Linked DNA regions of Homo sapiens: region 2 is linked to region 1. A link is a loop called in an ENCODE intact Hi-C map of the cell type or tissue named here. Cell type or tissue: mammary epithelial cell. All regions are shown on one strand. Each heading gives the region's core, and the rest is flanking DNA. Links, peaks and the distances in the headings are about the cores only. Region 1 has its middle 17 kb from the start of ERICH3. Region 2 has its middle 200 kb from the start of LRRIQ3.

The links. Peaks named below come from ENCODE experiments on the same cell type or tissue, not always from the same donor. Only the 100,000 strongest peaks of a DNase experiment are listed, where the experiment ranks them.
Region 2: a loop joins it to region 1, with 4 times the contacts of the local background. A loop is called at or near these places in 8 of 110 quality-filtered maps.

The regions. Positions count from the first base shown.
Region 1 is chr1:74,684,296-74,696,639 of GRCh38, forward strand. No RefSeq gene overlaps it. Among named protein-coding and RNA genes, the nearest start is that of ERICH3, 17 kb to the left of the region's middle. In mammary epithelial cell, for the core only: a CTCF peak has its summit at 5,714 (motif pointing left); no DNase peak of the experiment used is centred there.
Region 2 is chr1:73,993,344-74,005,687 of GRCh38, forward strand. No RefSeq gene overlaps it. Among named protein-coding and RNA genes, the nearest start is that of LRRIQ3, 200 kb to the right of the region's middle. RefSeq lists an enhancer at 8,912-9,413. In mammary epithelial cell, for the core only: a CTCF peak has its summit at 5,200 (motif pointing left); no DNase peak of the experiment used is centred there; H3K27me3 peaks cover 324 bases.

The DNA.
Region 1 (12,344 bases), core at 1,372-9,371:
TGCTCTCAGATATAAAAGTTCCTTTGTGTTTTGCATCAAACCGATAATGTTTGGAATACTGTGCTTATATGACAGACTTATATCTCAAAGTACATATTTTTCACTGCATTCTCCAAATTCAGAGGCAAGGACCATTTTCTCTGAGTTATGCTCTGAAAACCCTCTTCATTTGGTTTAATGCGAGGGGGAAGCAGGGAAGCATTCCCTCCCATGCATGGCAGGTAGGTGTAGGAACAGGGAGAACTCAAAACATTTATAGCTCACCCCAATGAAATCCATACCACCAACTTCTTCCTTCTTGCAATGAACTGCTTGCCTTCTTTCTTACACCCTGGAAATTGGTAATATGCTAATGCTTATTCTGCATATGTGTCTGGTACTTCTCTCTGGGATGTGTCAGGGACTTCTATGTAGGGTCACTCAGGCTGCACACCGCATGCACAACTACAGAGTATACTGTTTACATGGACCATGATGGGAATGATGCCCCCCATGGTTGATTGTGCAATTCAGCAGACCTACTGGCACATATTACTTTCTCTGTCTGTGCAAGCTCTCCTGAAATTAAATAGAAAAAAGCATGTTTAGTTTACTGCTAGGTATGACATTCAACGTTCCAAAACAAAAGAACTTCCTTTTAAAACACAATATAAAATATAAATTTATTAAAATGATGATCACTCTAGAAACTATTCCATAGGAGAAAGCATTGAAATAACTGGTGATGTCTAAAGTAAACATGATTGGGACCATGGAAAGTAGCAATGTCATAAAATATTAGAAAGGATTCTATGCAGAAGAGGGAAGAGACTGAGAAGATCTATGGGAGATAATTAGGAGAAGGTATGAGATGAGTTTTGGCTCAGGAAAAGACACAACTTTCCAGAACCAAACAACAAATATAAATCTTGTCACAAAAACCCTATGAGAAAGGGCATAGTTTAATACTTTAGACCCATTTTATAGGGGACAAGTCCAAAAATGGATAATATTTATAATAGAGAAACACTTTATCTCTAGAAGTGATCAAGAAGAGGAATCAAATACTCTATAGGATATCCTTCCATGGAGTATTATTGAACTTAATGAATTATAAGGCATCTTCTAGGAAACTAACTCTGTGTTTATATGATGGTATCAAAACCTACTAACCTTGACCAGTCCTGGAAGAAGGAACTCCCATTACCTTCCTCCTGGAAGGAGGTTGAGGCTTTATAGAAGGTGCTTGATCCAGCCCTTATGTGTATGCATTTCAAAGTTTCTGTCAGGTCTCATGTAGCTAAGCAAGCACAGCCACAGAAATTCTATGTTTTATTAAAGGGCTGGTTTTATTTTTTATTCCTGGAAGACCTAAGAATCACAATTTGAGAGAGGAGTGAGAGTAGAAATAAAGAACCTAATACTGCTCTGTATATTAATAAGTTCTGCCAAATCCACTGTGAGAGAGGTGTCTGATCTGAAAAGTTTTTCTTCTTCCTTATGGTCTTAAACCAGGAATCGAAAACCAAAGGAGGAAGAAAAATATTAAGACACTGGGGAATGGCAGGCAGTCCTATAGCACGGTCTGCCTAATAGTTGGCTGCTTCTGAACTCAGAAGCTATGTCACCTTCTAGAAATGCCTTCTAGGGTTGCCACAGATTCTGATTTTTCCAAAGACACTGAAAAGCTAGATAGATTGAGTGAATTTTTAAAAATGTTTTAGAACATTATGGAAGCCAAATAAATAATATTTATGGTTAGAATTCTGCCCACTGGCTTCCAGTTTATGACAACAGAGTAGGAATATAGGCTTCCTACTCAGGAAAGGAAGGCCTGACCTTCAGAAAACAGCGAGTGGGAAGCCCATGCACACATATATGTCTCCATATGAACCAGCAGGTATCTATCAGGCAAATGAAGACAAAGAAAAGTAGGAACAACTACACTGGTGGGAAGATCTGAAGAAGGCTCAATTAGAGTGACTCCTCCCACATGAGATTGCTTTGCAGGACTTGAAGGGCCAGAGGCCCCTCTTCACTGTCTTGCTGAAGCTCCTGGGTATTTCTCTCTGGAAGAAATAGCTCAGACTTGGGAAGGCCACTGGATCCTCTGGCAACATCAGCCCCTGTAGGTGGGGAGTGGATTTTTCCCAAAGGGTAAATGACCCTCAAGGCCTAGTTTGAAGAGAAAGTCATTATTAGGAAGGAGCAGGGACCTAAGGAAGTATAGCAAGATTAGAAAGTGGGGATGACCACCAGAAGACACCCGTGAAAGCTTTAATTCTTTGCATGAATTTTTTTACTCAGATTGGGGAAAAAGTCATGTTTACTACACCATTTCAAGTGTCTTTCCCTGACAAAGACAACCCTCAGTACATAGCACATTTGCCATCAGCCCTGTTTTTAGATGTAATCTTCAACAGCTTGTTCATATGGATTTTAATTTTAATATGTTTGGTTACACAACCAAGCACTAGAAGCACCAAAAAAGTGACAGGCACAGGATAATCCTCTTTCACTGTGTGGGTAATGTGTTTAAAAAGAACAAAGGGGAAAAGAATTGAGTTTGAGATATGTTTAGATTTTAAAGGTGATGGATATAATATCTCTATATATCTTTCTTTCTCCTTGTTATCATGTGCATTTCTTTAAATTATAGACAAGTCTCAGAGACACAGTCTTTAGGATTTTTCTAGAGTGAGAAAAAATGTGGTAAGGAACATCAGGGTTTATACATTGATTTTTTATGGACTTAGCTAATGCTCGACTCACTCAGCTATTCAAAGAAATCCATCAACACAAAGAGACAGCTACATGACGATATGGCCAGCAAGTCAGGACAGATGGCGTCTAGCCTGAGCTGCCTCTGCACACAAATGGGTGTCAAACAAAGTCATCAACAGGCCCTACACCATCCGGCTTCTCCTATGCAAGATGGTCAATAATGCAACAAATATTGTGAACACCTGGGTGGGAATGTGCTGCTTCTCCTCCCCAGAGCTCTTTGGACTTAGCAGATCACTGGCCTCTACTAATGTCTTTGGGTCACAGCACCCCTGTAATGGAGTGCTAATGACTATGAACTGGAGGGTCATACATCTGAGGATATATATCTAGTTGTCAATCATTTCTCAAATTTGGCACCACTGCACAGGCTGACAATTAGTCTGAATAAAACTAAGGTGATGTTTTTAGTTGCCCCAGGCAAATCAGGCAAGCAACCAAAAATTACCATCAATGGCATGGAGTTAAAAGCCATATCCAATTCCTGCTGCCTATGTAGTCTGCTATCTAATGACAGGTCCTCTGCTTTGCTTTTCTGTGGTTCTTTGAGCAACCACCAGTAGTGGAGCTCATTATTGGAACAAAGAGTAACAACTCGTATTAATAAATCCACCTTATTTGGGGGAGCTTGACAGACAGGATTTGTGGTGATAAGGCATCTGATTTCAGATAAAGACCAAAGTGCAAGACTGCCCCGCTGTCCAGGCTTCTTTGTAGATATGAAATTTGGTTCATTATCATTACCTCCCTGAATAACATTAATTCCACTCAGTGCAAAACATCAAATGGCAGCACTGGTAACATTGTCAAGAAATAGAACTACTAATCAGCAATTGACATAATATTCGACCTGCCTTCTTAGTAACTGGAAATAGTTCCAGTTCAACAGTCATGGAAATAATGAAGTTTTGCAGAACTGCACAAGAAAATCTATGGATATTATAATCTATTGCATAGATTGCTAATGTCCTAACAGTATTTGTGTGATAATGATTCAAACCTCTGCAAATATTTTAGGATGAACAGTTTAATTTCTGGCACTATTTGGGTTCTTTTAACAGCAAATATCTGAAGCATAATTTATCTAAAATCAAAGGTGAATAAAAGGAGAGAAAGTTAGCATGGAATTAAGCGCATTCACTGCTGTAAGATTCACTTTCTGTACCTTAAACTGAACAAAATCTTAGAGTTTCCTTTCTCTCTTTCACTTTTTTTTTGCTTCTTTTTTTCTTACCCAGCCCATGTGATGTTCACTAGAATAACACTATTGACTCGAATGCACCCAAAAGTATATACATATAAGATGATATGTTTTGCCTCTCCAAGTCTGATTATTTCTGGAATGGAAATTACAAATCACTAAACAATTTACACTTGTGTGCATATAATGAAATTAATAACCTTAGAAATATAGATTGCTGTATTGCTTGGTATATGGCTTAATCTTAATTTATTAAGAAAAATTCATTGAGAGATCATCTGGGGTAAGGCTATTCCTATTGTCTCAAAGTGTCATCTTCCAAAACTAGTTTTAACCTGCAATAGAAGAAACCTTTGAATTTTTTTTAAAAAGTCTCTTCTATCCACATAAAAAGGTCTAAAAAGGTACATGTGATCTTGGTCTGATGATAAATTCCTTTACATCTTCAAAAGAAAGTTTCCACTCAGAATTTGTTGGCAAATATATCCAGAGCTTCTTTAGAAGCACTAATTCTAACTCAACCCTACCACAAGGCCTCTGGAAGCTGAAAATTACTAGTTCTAGTAAAGCTCACCCCTCATTGAGTTCCTTCAATGTTTAGGCTGGCAGTAATATCTATCATTTACATATTTCAGAGGTATTCATTGGAATATGGTGACAGGGCCATGACAGAAAGGAGATGTGAGGAGGAGGGAGCTGTGATTGCAGCTTGTGGACTAGGAAACTTTGGAGAGAATCTTCTCTACTGGAAAATAATTGCATGTGATTTTATGTAAAGTATCCAGCACTCCACATCACAGATGTTCAATAAGTGTTGCCTTCATCCTTCTCTAATACTGCTTTATGCAAATATAGCATTTTAAAGAACATGAAGCATGTTTACATGATTTATCATATTTGACCCTCACAATACCCTTTGTAAATGGGCTTTATTTTATGTTTGGAATTACAGATGATTTGAGATGCCAGGGTCTATATAGTCCTAGGTTACACGACTAGTAATTTTAGAATCCATCACCTGGATCGTCTGATTCCAAGACTTTCTTGTCCCTTTACTACCCTCAGCTGCAAGTATTCAGTAATGTGTACCTGACCACTGCATATCTTATTTAAATAATTTTCTTCACTATATGTTTTCATACTTTTAGAGATGATTTATCATCTCCTGGTGTTTCTTTTTCTGTTTGTTTCTTCATTTTCCCTGGTTCTCAGCTTGTAAAACTGTTACATTTCTAATGTTCATGGGTCCATGATTTAAAGTTTTTTGTCAGTATCTCGAGCTCTTCAAAGCGAAAGAACCCTAAAAACAAGGCACATTTCACTCTGGACCATGTTTTTCCTTTGAGCTCTCCTGCTAAAATACCAAACACAATTTGCTTTTCGCTTGTGAGATGGAAAGAAACAGTTGTGTGGCTATAGCTGTCATTTTGCCATTACCATTCTGAGGTGTTGATTTTGTGCTTCACATTTTTCCTGTGTTTTTAACTTGATGCCCTAGCTTGAATTTTTATTTCACTCTAATCGTTTTTTAAATTTGAAGTCTTCCTTTTACTTTGGCAATTTCAGTTGGAACACTATGTTTGGAAAAAAAAATGTTCACAGAGAAACTGAAGGTTAAATCAGCTTTATTCTGTAAACAGTGCCTAAATTATCATCTCCTTCCCATAACAGCCCAATTAATATGTTACAGCAAAGCAGAAAAGCCAAAAATCATGCTGAAAACATGGAGCTATTGCGACACCTGCTGGTAAGAAATAAAGTGCATTGTGTCAACAACAGCAAAAGCAAATGGAAACAATGGATCGCTTGGATAGATTTTATTCCTACAAATCTATCTTTTGTGAATACCTGGTATGTTTCAGGTGCTGTGACAGGCACTGGGACTGATAGGGGGAGGTCTGATCCTTACACTCAAGAATCTCACAGACTTCTGGGAAGAAATATCTCTATCTACACACCTAAATATAGAGAGATTATTTTTTATAGTCAAGGTTGTCAGGTTGGGTTGGGTACACCTAAGATAACACAGGGCCCACAGAGATGACCTTTCACGAATCAGGGACAGTGTCACAGAGAAGGGAATGCTGAAATATTGAAGGAGGAGGCTCCAGGGACCCACTGGAGAATGTAAGCGTAACAGTGAAGGGATCAGATTTTCACCTTAGAAAAATCACCCTGACAGCAATATGAAAGAAGGGAGAGAGACTAGTTAGGGTCAGGAAGGTAAACAGGAAGCTGCTGAGAAAGCTCGGGAGAGGTCAGAGCCTCAGTCAGGGCAGGGAATGTGGAGATGTAGCAAGTAGAAAATTTTCTTAGGAAAGAACATCAGCCAAAATTAAAGCATGTTTTGGGTGTGGACTCTGAGAAAGAAGAAGGATTTTGAAAAGATCCTTTATGTCTATATGGTTACAAACAAAAGGAGCATTTATTTTTCTTAAAAATAAAAAAAAAGAGAGTCTGGCCTTTTAGTGTAGATAGCTTTCTTTGTGTGTGGTCTTAGGAAAGAGTTAAAATATTTCACATCTTATGAGCGCATAATTGCTCAGCAAATACAAGCACATAATTTTATAAAGTAAATTTGGAGACTTTCAAAAAATATTGATCTCACCTGAAGGCAGTGCTTAATAAGTGCAATTTGGAGACAAGGACTCAGAGACACCAATTTGTGTCAACAGTGCTTAAGTGCTCCAATGAAAAACACACTCAAGGTCCTTGAGAAATCTGGATGACCGTAATAAATGTTTTTTCAAAGGAAGGTTTAAAATATTTATTTATTTACTTACTTACTTAGAGACAGAGTCTTGCTCTGTCACCCAGACTGGAGTACAGGGGTGCTATCGTGGCTCTTGGCAGCCTTGAACACCTGAGCTCAAGCGATCCTTCTGCTTCAGCCGCCCAAAGTGCTATGATTACAGGCATGAGCCACTGTACCCATCCTAAAATTCTTAAACCAATAGCTATAGTTATAAATTGAGAAATTAAATATAGTGAAAAATAGGCCATGATTTCCCTCTCTGTCAAAGTAACTCAAAAGAATACATTTTCCCATTGAGAATCAGACAAGGGCATGCACTTATATTCATTTATTTAACAAATATTTACTGAGTGTTTGTATGTATGAACTAAGATAAAAGTATTAAAAATAATATAAATCCCTCAGCTTCCAGGAACAGATAGTCCCATTCATTAAAGTGTATATATTTAAAGTATATATATCACATATATGTATACAATATATACATACTCCTGTGTGTATGTGTGTGCACATGTGTATGAGTGTGTGTATACATCTGTTTTAACCCATGAAGTGCGAGGAAGTATTCTAGAAACAAACAATGAAAATTTTCTTATGTATTAGACATATTTTACCTGTGACAGCTGAATAGTGAGAACAGAGTATTTAATTATAATACCACTTAGTCAAGTATGTTAAAATATAATTTACAGAAACAAAGAAAAAAATAAATAAAAATAAAGAAGAAACTTGAATTAACCAAAGTTATAATATAATAATTATAAATATTACATATATATTCACTTGTATGGGTACTATGTACAAAGACATATATATTTTAAAATCATTTCACTCAATACATTACATGGTTCCACAGGAATAATTATTACAGTGTTCTTTTAAAAAACAAAGTGTGTGTTGAATATATTAAAAAGAGGTACAAAGGAATAAAAATTCAAACATAGAGTGAATTAATGTTGCCAGCTAATGTAATTAGAACTATCACCTGGGAAAACATATCCTACAATAAGCAAGGAAGCTGAATTATTTCTATCTACAAAAATATTTGATCAGAAAATAAAAATTATGTTTATTATAAAGTCTATTTTTTAATCATCTGCTTAAAATCTGCAACATGTATTTCAGAGGCTAATTTAAATGCCATCTGGTGGCATTTATTCATATTTTGGAATTTTATATCAATCTGAATAAATTTTAAGAATTGAAAAAATAAAATGATAAAAATAAAATTTCTTATAAGAACCAGATTTGGCTACGTAATATTGATTTCTTCATTGGAATGATTACCACATCCTGATCTACAAAATAATGAGCTTCCATGAGGGTCATGTAAATAAGCAGTATTGCCAATGTACAAGTGTCCTATATCAAACCTGCAAGGGGTAATTGTCTATAATTCAGCCTCCTACAAGTTTGGACATGCTTTACATGTAGCCAAGTGGATGAAAATATGAGATAAACTAGTTTATCTTGTGATGTTAAAAAATGAAAGAAAACTATTTTAAGTATATTTGAATTTTTCAATGTAGGTAATCATCATTGGAAAGATGGTTTAAAATTAAACTTTATTTCATATAGCCATACAAATTTCACTATTGGTTTTACAGAAATGTTTACTCCGTTTTGAATAAGACCACACAGGTATATCTCCTTAAGAATTACAGATACAATGTGTTATATTACAAGATACATAAACTGTTGAATGAATGAATTAATGTCATCAGCTTAATGACTGAGTTGGGCTAGATTATGATATTTCTTTCAAACACAAGATTACACCAAAGCCCCATCATCTTTCACTGGATTATTGCAGTGGCCTCTAAGTGGTCTTCCATTGTCTGTTCCCTACACAGCAGCCAGAGTGGTCTTGTTAAAACCCAGCTTAGATTGTGTATTTCCTGAATACCCTCCTATGACTGCCAGTGATGAATAGTGAGTGGTTTGAGTGGATTGCCACTTACTGGGTCTCAGCATCTACTGGAGCATCTTAGCCTGCCACCCTGTATAGCGAATGCTAGAATGCCAAAGTTTCTTTTAAAGTTTTTAAAAATTGTTATATATTTAAGAGACACAAGTGCAGATTTCTTTTTTTTTTTTTTTTGAGATGGAGTCTCACTCTCTCGCCTAGGCTGGAGTGCAGTGGCGCGATCTCGGCTCACTGCAAGCTCCGCCTCCTGGGTTCACGCCATTCTCCCGCCTCAGCCTCCCGAGTAGCTGGGACTACAGGTGCCCACCACCATGCCCGGCTAATTTTTTATGTTTTTAGTAGAGACGGGGTTTCACCGTCTTAGCCAGGATGGTCTCGATCTCCTGACCTTGTGTTCCGCCCGCCTCGGCCTCCCAAAGCAGATTTCTTATACTTGTTATTCCTTCTGCCTGGAAAGCTCTGTATCCGGATATCTGTCCACAGGACTGACTTCCTCATTTCCTTTAGGTCTCCTGTTCAAATATCATCTTTCCTGACTATGCTGCATAAAAATAGCAACTGCTCCTGATATTCTCTTGACCCCTTGCTCTATTTCATGTTTCTTTGTAGCTCTTCTCGTCGCTGGACAGTGTACTTGCCTGTCTATCTGCTTATTGTCAGTCTTTCTCCATTGAAATGCAAATTCCATGAAACCAGAGTATTTGTCACTGAAGTATAACCTACCTGCAGAACAATGTCTGGCTCAGAGTAAGGGTTTAACAAATACTTGTTAAATGAGTAATATTTACTTGAAACATTTATGGAAGATTTAGTCAGATGGAAAAGCAAAAGGTTTTTACAACTTGTCAACCACTTACTATGAGGAAAGTACTATTTTCTATCTTATGTGAGGCAAAAGATCACAGACCCATTCCTGAATAAATGAACAGAACAGTGGGAGTCAAATGTCAATAAATAATTGTAATCCATTAATTCATTCAATCTTTATTTATTGAACATTAAGTAGAAGGCGGCTAGATTTTTCAAATCTTTTCTATGTGCCAGGCATCAGGCAAAAACATAATAAGGTTTGTTTAATATATCTTTCATAACAATCAAATAAGTAACTATTATCCCTGATTTACAACCAAAAAAACCTGAGGCTTTCCAAGGATATCCTGCTAGAGTCCAAGGTTGCCACACTACTGAAAAATAAAGACTATACCCTAGTTCTGTCTCATCCTATATTGTTACGGTACTGAAAGGAACACAGAGAAAAGCCACCTGATCATTAGTGAGGTCAGAAAAGCCTTCTAAGTAAAAGTAACACCTACGGTAAACCTTCAAAAGTAATATACTGAAATTAGGCAAAGAAAGGAGAGAGAGTAAGGCATCCTGGCCTGAAGAAATAACATCTGTGAATTATTGTGATATTGTAATTTCCATGAAGAGAGAAACACAGGTCTTAGTGCCTTTGTCTTTAATAATAAAGTAGATTGAAATTTAACTGTCTGAATTTGTTACTAAAATATAAATATACACCCCTCTAGAAACAATGACAGAATGAGTTAATATGTGATATAACTCAATCAGGCAATGCAAATAATCAGCATGAAGGAATTACCTATAAGCACAAGACTGACGAACATCTAGTATTCCAGATTTTAACAAAAGAGATATGATTGCCTATAAACAACTTTTCCCATTTGTAGTATATAATTAAATAACTTATGTGGCAATTAAATTACATGCCAATTAAACAGAATTGCAAGTGCTAACATAACAAGTTAAAACAAGTGGAAGTTATTACTGAAACACATCAATTGCTTTTTTCTACTAAGTTGAATTGACATTTAAAAAATTAACACTGACCTATGTTATGCACTTTCAGTATTTAGAATGTGAGTTAGGCTGTTAAAAGTTTTAAAGGTAAAAAATTGAAAAAGGGTAAAAGAAGTAGATTCTTGTTTCACCTAAATAAAATAATAAACAAAAATAATTTTTAATAGATTGGTTTTACTTATTTTTTAATTCCTTTTTTTCTCTGAATAATCAAAAATAAGCTTTACTTTGAAGTAAGATGGCAGGTGCCCAGAGCTAAGCTTTGATTGCACATAAAACCAGCTTTTTCATACTTGATCCAAATGTCAAATGTCAAATTTCTACTTTACAGTTAATGTACAAACATGTATATATACACCTCTGTGTGTTCTTCTGTGATACAATTTAAATTTCAGATTAAATGTGTATACATACATATGTATGTATATATATACACACACATACATACACAAATATATTAACTTTTATTTAAAGTTCAGGGGTATATGTGCAGGTTTGTTACATAGGTAAACTTATGTCCTACAGGTTTGTTGTACAGATTATTTCATTGCCCAGGTATTGAGCCTAGTTCCCATTATTTTTTCTGACCCTCTCCCTCCTCCCACCCTCCATACTCTGACAAGCCCCAGTGTGTGTTGTTCCCCTCTGTGTCCATGTGTTCTTATTATTAACTCCCACTTATAAGGGAGAACGTGTGGTATTTGGTTTTCTGATCTTATGTTAGTTTGCTAAGGATAATGGCCTCCAGCTCCATCCATGTCCCTGCAAAGGACATGATCTCATTCTTTTTTATAGATGCACAGTATTCTGTGGTGTATATGTACCACATTTTCTTTATCCATTCTATCATTGATGAGCATTTAGGTTGATTCCACATCTTTGCTTATTGTGAATAGTGCTGCAGTAAACATATGTGTGCATGTGTCTATAATGGAATGATTTATATTCCTTTAGGTATATACCCAGTAATGGGATTGCTGGGTCAAATGATATTTCTATCTTTAGGTCTTTGAGGAATCACCATACTGTCTTCCACAAAGGTTGAACTGATCTACACTCCCACCAACACTGTATAAGCATTCCCTTTCTCCACAACCTCACCAGCATCTGTTATCTTTTGACTTTTTTTTTGGGGGGGGGGGTGGGGGAAGGAGTCTTGCTCTGTTGCCAGACTAGAGTGCAGTGGTGTGATCTTGACTCACTGCAACCTCCACCTCTCGGGTTCATGCGATTCTCCTGCCTCAGCCTCCTGAGTAGCTGGGATTACAGGCATCCGCCACCACGCCCAGCAAATTTTTTGTATTTTTAGTGGAGACGGGGTTTCACCATGTTGACCAGGCTGGTCTTGAACTCCTGATCTCATGTTATCCACCCGTGTCAGCCTCTGACTGGTGTGAGATGGTATCTCATTGTGGTTTTGCTTTGGATTTCTCTAATGATCAGTGACATATTAATCCTGAGAGAGAAAATTGTACAGGTAGGAAAACCTGGCCTGTTATAATCTTTCACTCATCAAACTTGAGTGCCTGGGGTATGCTAGGTCTTATCCATCATCTCAAGTTGCTTAAATTCTAGGGCAAAAAAAGTTAAAATTAAAATGAAAATATTCATTCCTCCTGATAAGCAACTGCACGAGTTTTACCTAGTCCATCTTTTTGTCTATTGTGAGGTTTATAGCAATTCCCTTTCCATCATGACTGGAGTGACATCTGATGAATAGCTGCTCCCACATTTCACTAACCTTCCAAGGGGAAAGATGCCTATCTCATCTTCTAAATACTGCACACAAAGACATACACAGATCATCCTAAAACTAATCAAATGATTAATTTTCAAATTTACTCAGAGAAAAGGTAATAAATGGAAATAAATGGCAT
Region 2 (12,344 bases), core at 1,970-9,969, 690 kb before region 1:
AGTCCATTGGTCTTTCTCAGAGTGATCCTTCCCTTTATTTGGGGAACTTTTCTTGCTCATATTCAAGCTTTGGGTCTACCATTCTACAGACCCATGTGCCACACAGAGGTACTAACTTTTATCGAACTATGACAGGCACATTCATACTGTAAACATAGAATGTTAGCCTCCCTTTCTCTAGCTTATTTGGGGGAAAGTGAGCATATCACATGTCTGATCGTGAGTCATCTCCTTTGCTGTTGCTACCACATGAGATATGTTTTCTCCCCTGCTTTCAGCTCTAACTCTGGTCTTTATTTACCCTACAGCTGGGCACTACCTGATACTCCAGGATGCTTGGTTCTTCAGTATAGCACTGCGGCAGCAGTACTAGCTACAGTGAAAGGTGATACGAGGAGCATCACTTTTTCCTTTTTGGACCCATCCGTTAATTCTCCATAAAAATCATTATAAAAAAATAAGATTTTATGTATGTAACACATTTTATTACACTGTTGATAACTAAAGAAATTAAAATAAATGTAAAACAAACAACTTTAGATGCTACTACGATTGTTCCTAGTATTCAAAGAAAAAATAAATAATAATTAATGCCCTTTTTCTTAGTCTTAATAATAGAAAACTCTAAGAAATGCTTTGGGACATCATTTATATTCTTTAAGATTGCCATGACAAGGCGAGGTACCCATGTACCTCTTAATTTTTCCTGTAGTTTTGGAATGAGTAACTATTAAAACACACACATGCACATATACAAATATACAAGCCATTCCATTTATAAGGACATTAAAAATTAATAGTCTGAAACACCTTAAGAAATTTTCTTTCTATATGCAAAAATGCTTGTACTGTTATCCCTGGCCACAATGTACGTAGAGCTGAATATTCTAATGAAGAGAAAATTTACTTTATTTTTGTAGGTTCCAGAAAATACACAAAAGATTATTGGCTTTTTTTTAAGTGGGCCATTAAAATACCTTGACAAACATCAGAACCATCTACATCTTGCTCCTGTCCAGAAAATAAAAACCCACTCAAATAATTGGACATATGAGTTTTAGAGAAGAAAGAAAGGAGATTACTCTTTTAAAACATACAGTTTTACATCTTTTCATATACTCTTTCTCTTGCTAAAGATGCTACTTCTTCTAATAAAAAGGTTCAAGTTGAAATGTCTTCTCTGTGATCCCTTCCTTACTCCCCTGTGCCTTTACCTGATTGTCCCTCCTACACTTCTCATAAAAATCTGCGCTTTACTATAACTCACCACATCTCATCATATTTACTTACATCTCTCTGTCTCTCTGTGTCACCTGTGAGCTCCTGTGGGGGCAATAAATAAGATTCTATTCATCTGTGTTTTCTGGTACTTAGTCACAATAAATGTTCAATAGATATTTGGGAATAAATTAGAGAAGGAATACATTCCCAAAGTTATACAAATTAGTGACCAGGTAGATAACAAAACTAAGGATTTATGACTCCTAGTCTAGTATTTTCCATAATTATATAACTTGGTCTCTAAACAGCAGTTAATTCCCAAATTGCAGGCTAGACATCCAAGAAGTTTAATGAATTTTTCAAGATCACATTTATAATGTCAGAAACATCATTATTTCAGTCAGCATAGATTAGGTTATGCTGCAGTAATACTCTCCAAATTCCTACATACTGAAACAATGAAGGTTTGCTGATTGCTCCTGCTACAGGTCCATCATAGGTAAGAAGAGGATATCGATACTGCCATTGAGAGACACAGGCTGATGGAGCAGCCACAGTCTTGAACCCTGATTGCATTTATGCCACAGGGAAAAAAATATTCTGAAGACTGTCCACCAGCAAATAACTTCTCTGGTCCGGAAGATGTTACTTCCCCCCATTACTCATCACAGAATCCCCAGCCAACAACAAAAAGATTGGAAAGTATAATTCTACCATGTTTGAACTGGAGATGATATTTGGTTAGCAATCATTTTCCTTAAAAATGCAAGTTGGTCAAGACTAGTACCAAGACTTACATATAATAAGTATATCAGAGATATTTGCTAAGTTGAATATAATTTTTATTTCTAGCCCAGTATTCTTTCTACTAGGCAGTTATGAGATACACTTATTTAAGAAAAATACCAAGGATGTGGGCATTTTTATTTTAAGATAATTCAGATACAATAAATGTGAAACTGTTCAAGGAATTATACATCTTAGCTTAAGAACAAGAAATAATTGTGATTATTTTTTATGGAAAATAGCTGTCTTTAGCTACACAGTAGGTGATAATAAGAAAAACCATGACTAATTCTTTGCAGATTGTTGAATACAGAGAAATAAACTTAAAGGTCAATAAAAAGTTAAATGGGGTGATTTTCGTTAAGTGCTATATAAAAGCAGCATGACACCTTCCTCCCCTAGACAGGGCTTTGGGGCAGGAAAGCCCAAAATTCTAGACCTAAATTCATTACCTATTAGCAATGTAACCTCGACTCTCCTGTAGGCATATGTCTTGCTGTATAAAATGAAAATCTGGAATAATGTATAAGATTCCTTACAATTTAAAATTATGTGAGCTACGTGAGTTAACTTGTCATAACTCAGATTAGGAGTAACTTCTATAATAGTTATAGTTGCAGTAATTGCTATAGTAACTACTCCTCAAAATTTCAATCCCATAAAATAATATAATTATATTTTTCATCCACATAACCATGTTCCTGTTTTTCCACATGGTGATTCATTCACAGGCTTCTCCACCTATTTGCTCTATCATTCATTCACTGGAGCCTCAGAGTCCTCTGCTTCTGGTGAAAAAAAGGAAGGAGAGTGGAAAAACCTAGACCATAAGTGGCACACATCACTTCTGCTTAGCTTTTTTTGGGGAGAATTTCTCATAGATGAGAACACATTACTGCAACTGTATACAAAGGAGGCTGGAGAAACATAGTTCCTGTCTGGAGATTCCTCTACCAGCACCAACTTCACACTGTGGAAGTAGAGACTCAAAGTTTTGGAGAACATCTAACCCGTGGCACATATTCTCAAGTCTTTCTTGACCATCAACTTTGTCCATTGAAGAATTTATCACTTCTCTCTGCTGCTTCCCCTACACTCAGACAGAATGCTATCCTGAGATCTACATTAGTTGGTTTCTTTAGGTGGCAAAAATTTAACAGCAGAGACAATTTTTATTTTAGCCTTGTACCTTCCAGCATGTTGCCCTGCTCCAGGATAGAGTAATTATTTTGTTAAAATAAATAAATAAATATATATATATATATATATATATGCACACACACACACACATATATATATACACACACATATATATACACACACATATATATACACACATATATACACACACACACACACACATATATATATATACACATATAATGAATTTATTCAGAGCCCTCTCTGTCACTTTTGTGTTTTATTTCTGTGTATTTGGGAAAATATTTTAATCTATAAGAACATTATTAAAACATGTACCCTGCAATACTATTGAGGGCATTAGATGAGAAACATATATTAAGGGTTTAAATATAAATGATGTTTCCCAGACCCTCACTCTCCACCTGAAATCACATCCCCTTCGTAAGTAGGAGATGGAGAGAAGGCCTATTTTTGAAATCCTAATGTTAGGTATAGGAATTGAAATATGCCCTTATTCCCTCAGTTTATGTCCATAAACGTTGTTGTTGTTGTTGCTGCTGTTTTATTCAGAAAGGTATAAGTCACAATACTACTTCTAGAAAGACAGAAAAATTCGATTTTGTAAACTTACAAGTAAAGACATAAGTGCACCCTGAAAAGCAGCACTTAGACTTCATAGGAAATACCTGGGAAGATTTTGTCCACGAGCAGCAAGGAAATATTTTGAGAAATTTAACTTTAAGTCTTATTCAGTTCAGTCAAATATATAAACATGTAATAATATGTTTAATGCAGAACATGTATTCATTCATTTATCAAACCAACATTTATTAAGCATTTACTTTGGCTTATTAACTTACATTATTTAGGAAAAAATCAAACCATGTTTTTCAAATTACCTATGTAACTATAGAATGCTTTGGACTGGATATGTAGTAAGATCCTTGGGGAGCATTTTTAGCCATAACATTTGGACCATTAAATGACCAGAGCCCATTCCTACACATTGCTTGAATTCCAATAAACATTTATGGAATAAATGCAACCATAACTATAAAAATTCATTTAAATCCCTTATTTAGACTTTTTAGCTATGACAATGTAGAATTTTACTAGAACCCAGGGATCTTGGAAAACAAAGGTGTTAAAGAAATATCCCCATCCTTTTGTGTCCCCAAAGATACCTTACTACAAAGAAACAGCCTTCCCTATGACTTATTTAGGGATGCTTTCCTTGGTTTACCTATGACCAATCCAGACAAAACCCTCCAAACTCCCATTCTTTGCTTCATTAATAGTTAACTGAACTGCTGGTCCCCACGGATCAATGAGAACAAAATGCTTGTTAAGCAAGCTTTGTTAAAGCATCTCTGCTTCCCCTAGGTCCCTGAACTTTGAACCACCTTCAGACTAAACCAGCAGACAGCCCCTTAACAGCAACTCCTGCGAATAATCTCAGTAACACAGTTTCTTATTTACTGTCCAATCTGCTGTCCACTCTTTCATCCCATTTCTCCACACCTAATTTTTTTCTAGCCTTGTTTACTTCTTATTATAAAAGGAAAACTCTTTTTGTTTAATCTTTGAATACTGGCAGGTCTCACGATCTATTACAGTAGTCCCCCTCCTTCTATTACAATTCCCCTCCTTCTATTCTCTTTCCTCCTTGCGATAATTTTAAAAAATATTTTCTTTACCCTAATTCCAGATTTGTGTTTTATTTGATACATGCTTTGAAAGAGGATTATTTCCCCCCCTACACACACCCAATGTACAAATGTAAACTAAATCTCCATCTGCTATAGTCCTAACTTCATTTTTTCTCATTTGACCTCTTAGAGTGTTTTTCTGATTTTCTAAAGTGAAAATATTTATTAACATTCAAGTTGAATAAAAAAGGATGTTTAGAGCCTATATCAAATAAAAATGCGTTGCAAATAAGAGTTCCATGACTCTGTCTTGGGGCTTGAGGAGCACTTACAGAAAGACTGCCTTCTTGAATGTTAGGGGACACTGTTTTAGTTACAGTAACTGTCTTGCCATAAGCTTGAATATGTACTGCCATCTACTGGTAAATACTACAAAATCAAATTAAAACAAATGGCACTTCTTTCTTGCAATAAGTATGTGAACACATTTGTTGAAAAAAAGGTCCTCTCAACAGACCTAACAACAAATGTTTATGTTCTATATACATAATTTATTTATTAACTCACCATGTTTAAATACTGTTTTATCTTATATTTTCTTAAAAATGTTTTTTGGTTTATAAAATATTTTTAACTGATTCAGGGTTAAATATCTGAACAAGTCCAATTATTGTACTATGTTGAATAGGATAGTACAGTTCAGAACAATACAGAGCTTTGATGTGCAAAGGTGCAGTCTGCTGACCACACTTTAGGTACAAGAAACATCTGGGAGCTCGTTAGGAATTCAGAATCTCAGTCCTCTTCCCAGACCCTCTTAGAATCTGCACTTTAACAAGATGATTAGGCAAATGGTTTTCACATTAGAGTTTGGGGAGCCCTGGCACAAAGTAAAGTATAGCACTGCATAGGCAAAATCACTAGTCTGAAATATTAAAAATCAAAAACAAAGAACAAAGGAACTCATGGTCCTGGAATCATTTTTTATTTTTCAATCTTTTAAATGGACTTCATCCTGCAATTAAAATATTTTGAATCACTGTAAGATCAATTGAAGCAGTTATGAAACAAATTATAATGCAAGACAATTAAGAACAATACCCTAGAGCTAAATGTTAATATTATACATTTGTGCATATTGGAATTCATTTTTCTGTTCAGCATCCTTGATGAGACTTTCCATAACATTAATTACTGAGACAGCTATGCCAGCAGCCTCCCAAGAAAGTCAAGAAATAGTCGAAGAAAAGATACAAAGTAAGGAGTTGGAGTTAAGAGTAAAGTCAATGAGGGGTGCTAAATTTCATGCAAATGCATACACATATACAGATGCACACACACACACACACACACACACACACACACACACACACACACTGAGAGTGATCTCCCAATATCAAGTTGGCAGACCGCAGGAGCCAAAATTTCAAGGCTCGCTGGCTCTCCACAGCTCCTACAATCACTTTTATTAGAAAGAGACTCCATCGCTCAAGTGATCTTATTTAGTGTGCCAGAGGCCTCTTACTTGAAAAAGAAACACAGATAAAAGTGTACATTCAGCAAAAGGGCACAGTTTTCTTTTTTTTTTAATGTAAGTTGTATATATTATCATTGTCTTTGGATTTATTGAGACTTTCATTATGATTAGCACACAGTCATTTTTTTAAAAATGTTTCATGTGAGCTTGAAAATGTGCATTTTCTACTTCTTAGGTGCTAAATAGATAGATAAATCAAACTTGTTAATTGTTAATTATGCTGTCCATATTGTCTATATCATTATTAATTTATTTCACTGCCTAACTGATTGATTAATAAAAGTACATTAATATCTCCCCTTATAGGGATAAATTATTTTTTTCTGTTCCAGCAGATTTTGCTTTCCATATTTTATGACTGTTTAACTAGACTGTTTATATTTTCCTAAGAAATTTATTACTTTATAATATATCGTGTCCCTCTTTATTCTTAATAACATTCATCTTAAATTCTGTATAATTTAATACTACCCGATGTAGGCTAAACTTCACAGGTTAAGAGTCAGGAGTCCCCAGGGCCACTTTTACTTTTGACCAGTTGGTGACAAATTAGAGTGTTTCAACAACCACTCTCAAGTTTGATTTTTCAAGAGAAAAATTCACAGGACTCACTAGAAGAAAGTCTAATACTTAAAGTTATAGTTTTAATATATATATTATATAGCATATATAATATATATATTCCCAAATTAGAAGAGATGCATAGAGTGAAGACTCAGAGAGTTCAAAACACAGTTTTCATCATCTTCTCAGTGTCAAAGTGCGACGATACTCAAGAGTATTGCCAACCAGGGAAAGCTCACTGAGCTTCAGTGTTAAGAGTTTTGTTTTTGTTTTTTTTAAATCGGACTCTAACTCTGTAGACACAATTGATTGAATCATTGTCCACTGACTCAGTCTCCAGTTAGCTCTCGCTTCCACTGGGGTTAGGGTGATATAAAAATATAAGGTTGATCTTTCCAGTATGGCCAAATCCAACCTAGTCAACTCCTCAGCATAAACTATCTAGGAGCTAACCATCAGTCACCTAATCAGCATAACTCTCTATCAAGTGGGTTCTAACAGGCCCACCATAACAAAGACACTCCAATTACTTGGAAAATTCAAAGGGTTTAGAGGCTACCTCCTGGAGCCAAGACAAAGGCCAGACTTCTCTTTTGGTAAAGTTAGTTCTTCACCACACAAGTACTAATATTGCCACCCTAGCTTTCTTTTCATTATGAATGACCCACAAAGTATAAAGTAAATGGTAAAAAAATCCAAATATTTCTGTAATCACAGTAAATATAAATATACGAAACTCATTATTAAAATTTGTCTTATTGGAATAAAATAATTCTTGTTATTTACAAGAGCCAAACATAAATGATATGGACACGTCATCAAATAAGTGCAAATTAAAACCACAATGAAACACCACTATGCACTCACCAGTAGAGGCAAACTTTAAAAAACTAATAATACAAAATAATCATAATCTTCATCTAAGCTGTGGTAACATGGGAATATAAATTCATCTGTAACATGTATATAAGTAGAAATTATCAAGCCATACATTTAAGATATATGCATTTCTATGTATGTTATATCTCAATAAAATAATTTTGAAAACATGAATAAAAAAAGACATTCGCTTTCAGGACAGCCTCATATTCTAGTTTCACTCTTCAAAATCTGCTTGCAGCTGGTTTCAATTCACTGATAGAAGTAATACTGCCTACTAGACAGGGTATTGGAGAATGTGGAGAAATAGGGAATGAGCCCAGAACAGAGGAAGGATATTGATATTATTACCCAAAGTTAATATAGTTGAACAGAGACATCTCAGTGCTTAGGTTGAAAAAGAGGGATAAGAAAAAGAATAAGGCATAAAAGAAGGAGATAGGTTGAATACAGGAGTACTGGCTAGAAAGTTAGGAGGGCTATGGAATCAATGTTCTGCTTCAGAATCATGGGCCTAGCTAGATAACTAGTATAGTTTTTATTCCCACAAGTCAGTGAAGTAATGTGAGAAAGTCACACCGAACTGACAGATACACCATTGAACATTTGGCTGCATCTCACATGGTAGTATGGTCCAGTTATAGGGAAATAGTTGACTGGCATATCAACATGTCCTCCTTCTCCTGAATCTAGCAAATTCTCTCATGTGTCCAGTTGAAGTCTTCCTTTCTCCAGTTGTATTAGGTTTCTAGGGCTGCCATAGCAAAATACCACAAAGTCACTTAAACAACAGAAATGCTTTGTATCACAGTTGTGGAGGTCAGAAATTGAAAATCAGGTGTCAGCAGGGCCATGCTCTCTCTGACAGCACTGGGGAAAATCTGATTGAGACCTCTCTCCTAGTTTCTGGTAGTTTCCTGGCTTGGGGCAACATAATTCCAATATTCACATGGCATTTTTCCTGTGCGCATTTGTTTCAGTGTCCACATTTTTCCTTTCTATATGGACACAGACATAATGGACCAGAGTCTACCCTAATAACCTAGTCTTAAGTTGATAATCATCAAACACCCTTTTTCCAAATAAGGTCACACTTAACAGTTATTGGGAGTAAAGATTTCAGCATCTTTTTTGGGGATACAATTCAACACATAACACTAGTCCTCTGTCTTAATACTGACACTGCAATGTCCTTGAAATTTTACCTTAATTAAGTGGCCAAGACCAAGTCTTCCTTCCTAGAATCTCCTTTGTGTCATGCATGTCCGAGTGAAGAGACCACCAACCAGGCTTTGTGTGAGCAATAAAGCTTTTTAATCACCAGGGTGCAGGCAGGCTGAGTCCAAAAAGAGAGTCAATGAAGGGAGATAGCGGTGGGGCCGTTTTATAGGATTTGGGTAGGTAGTGAAAAATTAGTCAAAGGGGGTTGTTCTCTGGCGGGCAGGGGCGGGGGTCACAAGGTGCTCAGTGGGGGAGCTTCTGAGCCAGGAGAAGGAATTTCACAAGGTAATGCCATCAGTTAAGGCAGGAACCAGCCATTTTCACTTCTTTTGTGATTCTTCAGTTGCTTCAGGCCATCTGGATGTATAAGTGCAGGTCACAGGGGATATGATGGCTTAGCTTGGGCTCAGAAGCCTGACACTTTGTGCTATCTTTTGTGGACAGATTGAGATTGCATCATTCATATCCACAAATACATGACCTGTCCATTCTCCTCTTCAAGTACCTAGCAGTTGTTTCAGCAATTACTCATAAAATTCCTATCAAATTATCACTTTGTAATATCAAAGATCTTAAGGAATCTAGATCTCCAGGCATTCTGTCATAGTGCAGATATAAGCAAAACCACTGGTTAATGCACATTACACAAATGGAGGTGGAGAGGGAGAAAGAGAAATGCTAACATCCCTTGAACTGTTGACCTCCTTTATCCCCAGTTCCATTACGTAAATTCAAGCCTTACCATCTTCTGCCTGGATTATTTTAATAACCTCCTAATGGGCTTCCTATCTCCAATCTTGTCCACCTCTAATCCATTCTCCACATTAGACCCAGAATGATCTTTTTAAGTCACCCACTCCCCTCCTTAAAATCCTATCTTAGCTCAAAACTGCTCTCAGGATAACGTACCAAATTCTTATAATGCTTTTTCAGGCGCTTATTTAAATGAAGTTCAATTCTTTAAATTCACCTTACACTCTCTGTCTCTTAGGAAATTGCTCTTGCTTTTGTTTCTGCCTGGAACTCTCTTTCACCACTGTCACTCATTGCAAGCAGCTAACTCATTTGAGCCTTTCATCTTTGCATAAATCTTTCCTGCATCTCCAAAGGATAGATTAGGTGTTACCTTCCACTACCATTAAGTACTGCCACTAAGCACTCAGTACCAGTACTTAAATCTTATTACAGCTTTTATCACTGTCTATTGTGATAATTACCTGAGCACCTCTCCGTTTCCCCAACTATTGCCTAAATTCCTTCAAGGCCAGCATCTTATGTTATCTTGTTCATCCTTCTCTTCTTAACACCCAGCAGTGCCCCCTCCACATAGTAAGTACTCAGTAAAGCTGTCTAATGTATCTAATTTTACTGATTTATTTTAATTTTACCAATTTAATAAAATAGTAAAATAATCAGATTATTCAGGAAAAAATATATTTTTTGCTGCCAATATTTCTTTCTGTGAATAAAAGTGCCCCCAAACTCATTTTTAGATGATCAGTTTCACTAATTTTAATACAATGGAATATTGCTCTAAAGCTGTCAGATACAAAGAAGTAATATTTTATGTAGAATAATCTCATATTTGATTTCATCCAAATAGGGTTAGTTGCTAATGTCCCCAGAGCACTTCATTATAAGTTGGCCAGATTTAAAAGGCTTAGACACCAAAAATGCATATCTAAAACAGATGTCTCTCTCAGAGAGTAAGCTTTTCCAGCACAATAAATTCTACTGTGCTTTGCTTCAGAACACAGAAGTGCATGACATGCAAGAAAAATGTGTGAAATACAACAGGTATTTTGAGATTTTTTTTTTAAAAAAAATGGTATAGAAGTGAGTCTTTGAACAAAAGCTGTTTTGTTTTGTAAACCAACTTGTGTTCACAAACACAACTATCCTCCACTCACTGGATAGAAAAGTGTTTTTTTTGTTTGTTTGTTTTGTTTTTTTCTTGGGAGAAATAAATACAGTATTTTATAGGATCTTTTCTCCCTGCCTTTCACAACTGGAATATGAAACTATGTAGCCCTTTAGAACACTTTTATGTCACCTTTCAAAAATGAAAACAAAACAAAAAGCACATTTTTTTATTTTTGTAAAATAAAGAAACATAAATTTGATTATTTGGTGTATTTCTGCAAACAAAGTACACAATCTGAAGGCTTCAGAGAAATAAAACATTGTTACAAGCTAATAGTTTCTTACTTGTAGCTATGTGCCAGGACACCTATCAAAAACATGTCCAGTCAAGAGGTTGACACTGTTTCAAAGTGAGGCCGTTAATCTGCTGACAGCACTCCATTAAACTAACTCTGCAAATAATTTTGTTGGAGGAGTGAACTATTGGAGAGAGACTGGGACCCCTGTTTACTGTCATTATTGACTAATTACAGCATGATTGCTTAGGGACAAGCCAATTGTTTGCATCATGTAGAAAGATAACGAAGATAAAGACACTCCACTTTGGAGGAACGCAGCTCCAAGGGGATACATTTCTCTTTCTCACTCTCCTCAGTAAATGAGAAAAAATCCTGTTCGACCATGTGGATGGAGGGAAGATTTCATTTAAGGTAACATAATTAATAGAACACATTTTTATTCTATAAATAAGCTGTATGTACATTTTGGTAGCATTCTGAGTAATGTATTATTTACTATTTCCTTTTTTATTTTTATTTTCTTTTTGAGAGAGAGTCTTGCTGTCTCCCAGGCTGGAGTGCAGTGGAGGGATCTGGGCTCACTGCAAGCTCTGCCTCCTCGGTTCACACCATTCTCCTGCCTCAGCCTCCGGAGCAGCTGGGACTACAGGCGCCCGTCACCACGCCCGGCTAATTTTTTGTATTTTTTAGTAGAGACGGGGTTTCACCGTGTTAGCCAGGAAGGTCTTGATCTCCTGACCTCGCGATCCGCCCACCTCGGCTTTCCAAAGTGCTGCAATTACAGGCGTGAGCCACCGCGCCCGGCCTGCTATTTCCACTTTATACACTACTATAGTAAAATATTGGCCTACCAGAAAATAGAGTTTTTTACATTTTGGTTTCCAACTGTGATATAGGACAGTAACAGCCAGAAAAATATTGATCTAATGAAATAAATCAAATATCTCTTGTGGTTGCATTTACCAGCTGTTTTATTTAAACTAAGTTTGTCATTAGAAAATTTCATGAGATTTGTTTGGAATTGTTCTCCCAAATGTATACTCACTTCTTGATGATCTAAGAGAGCAGAGCGTAGGAAATAGCAAAGATTACTAAATCTACAAATCCCTTCCTTGTCTAAACTTCTTCTAACAAGTTTAACAGAACAACTTCATCTCAAGTCGATATGTTAATGAGCAGGAA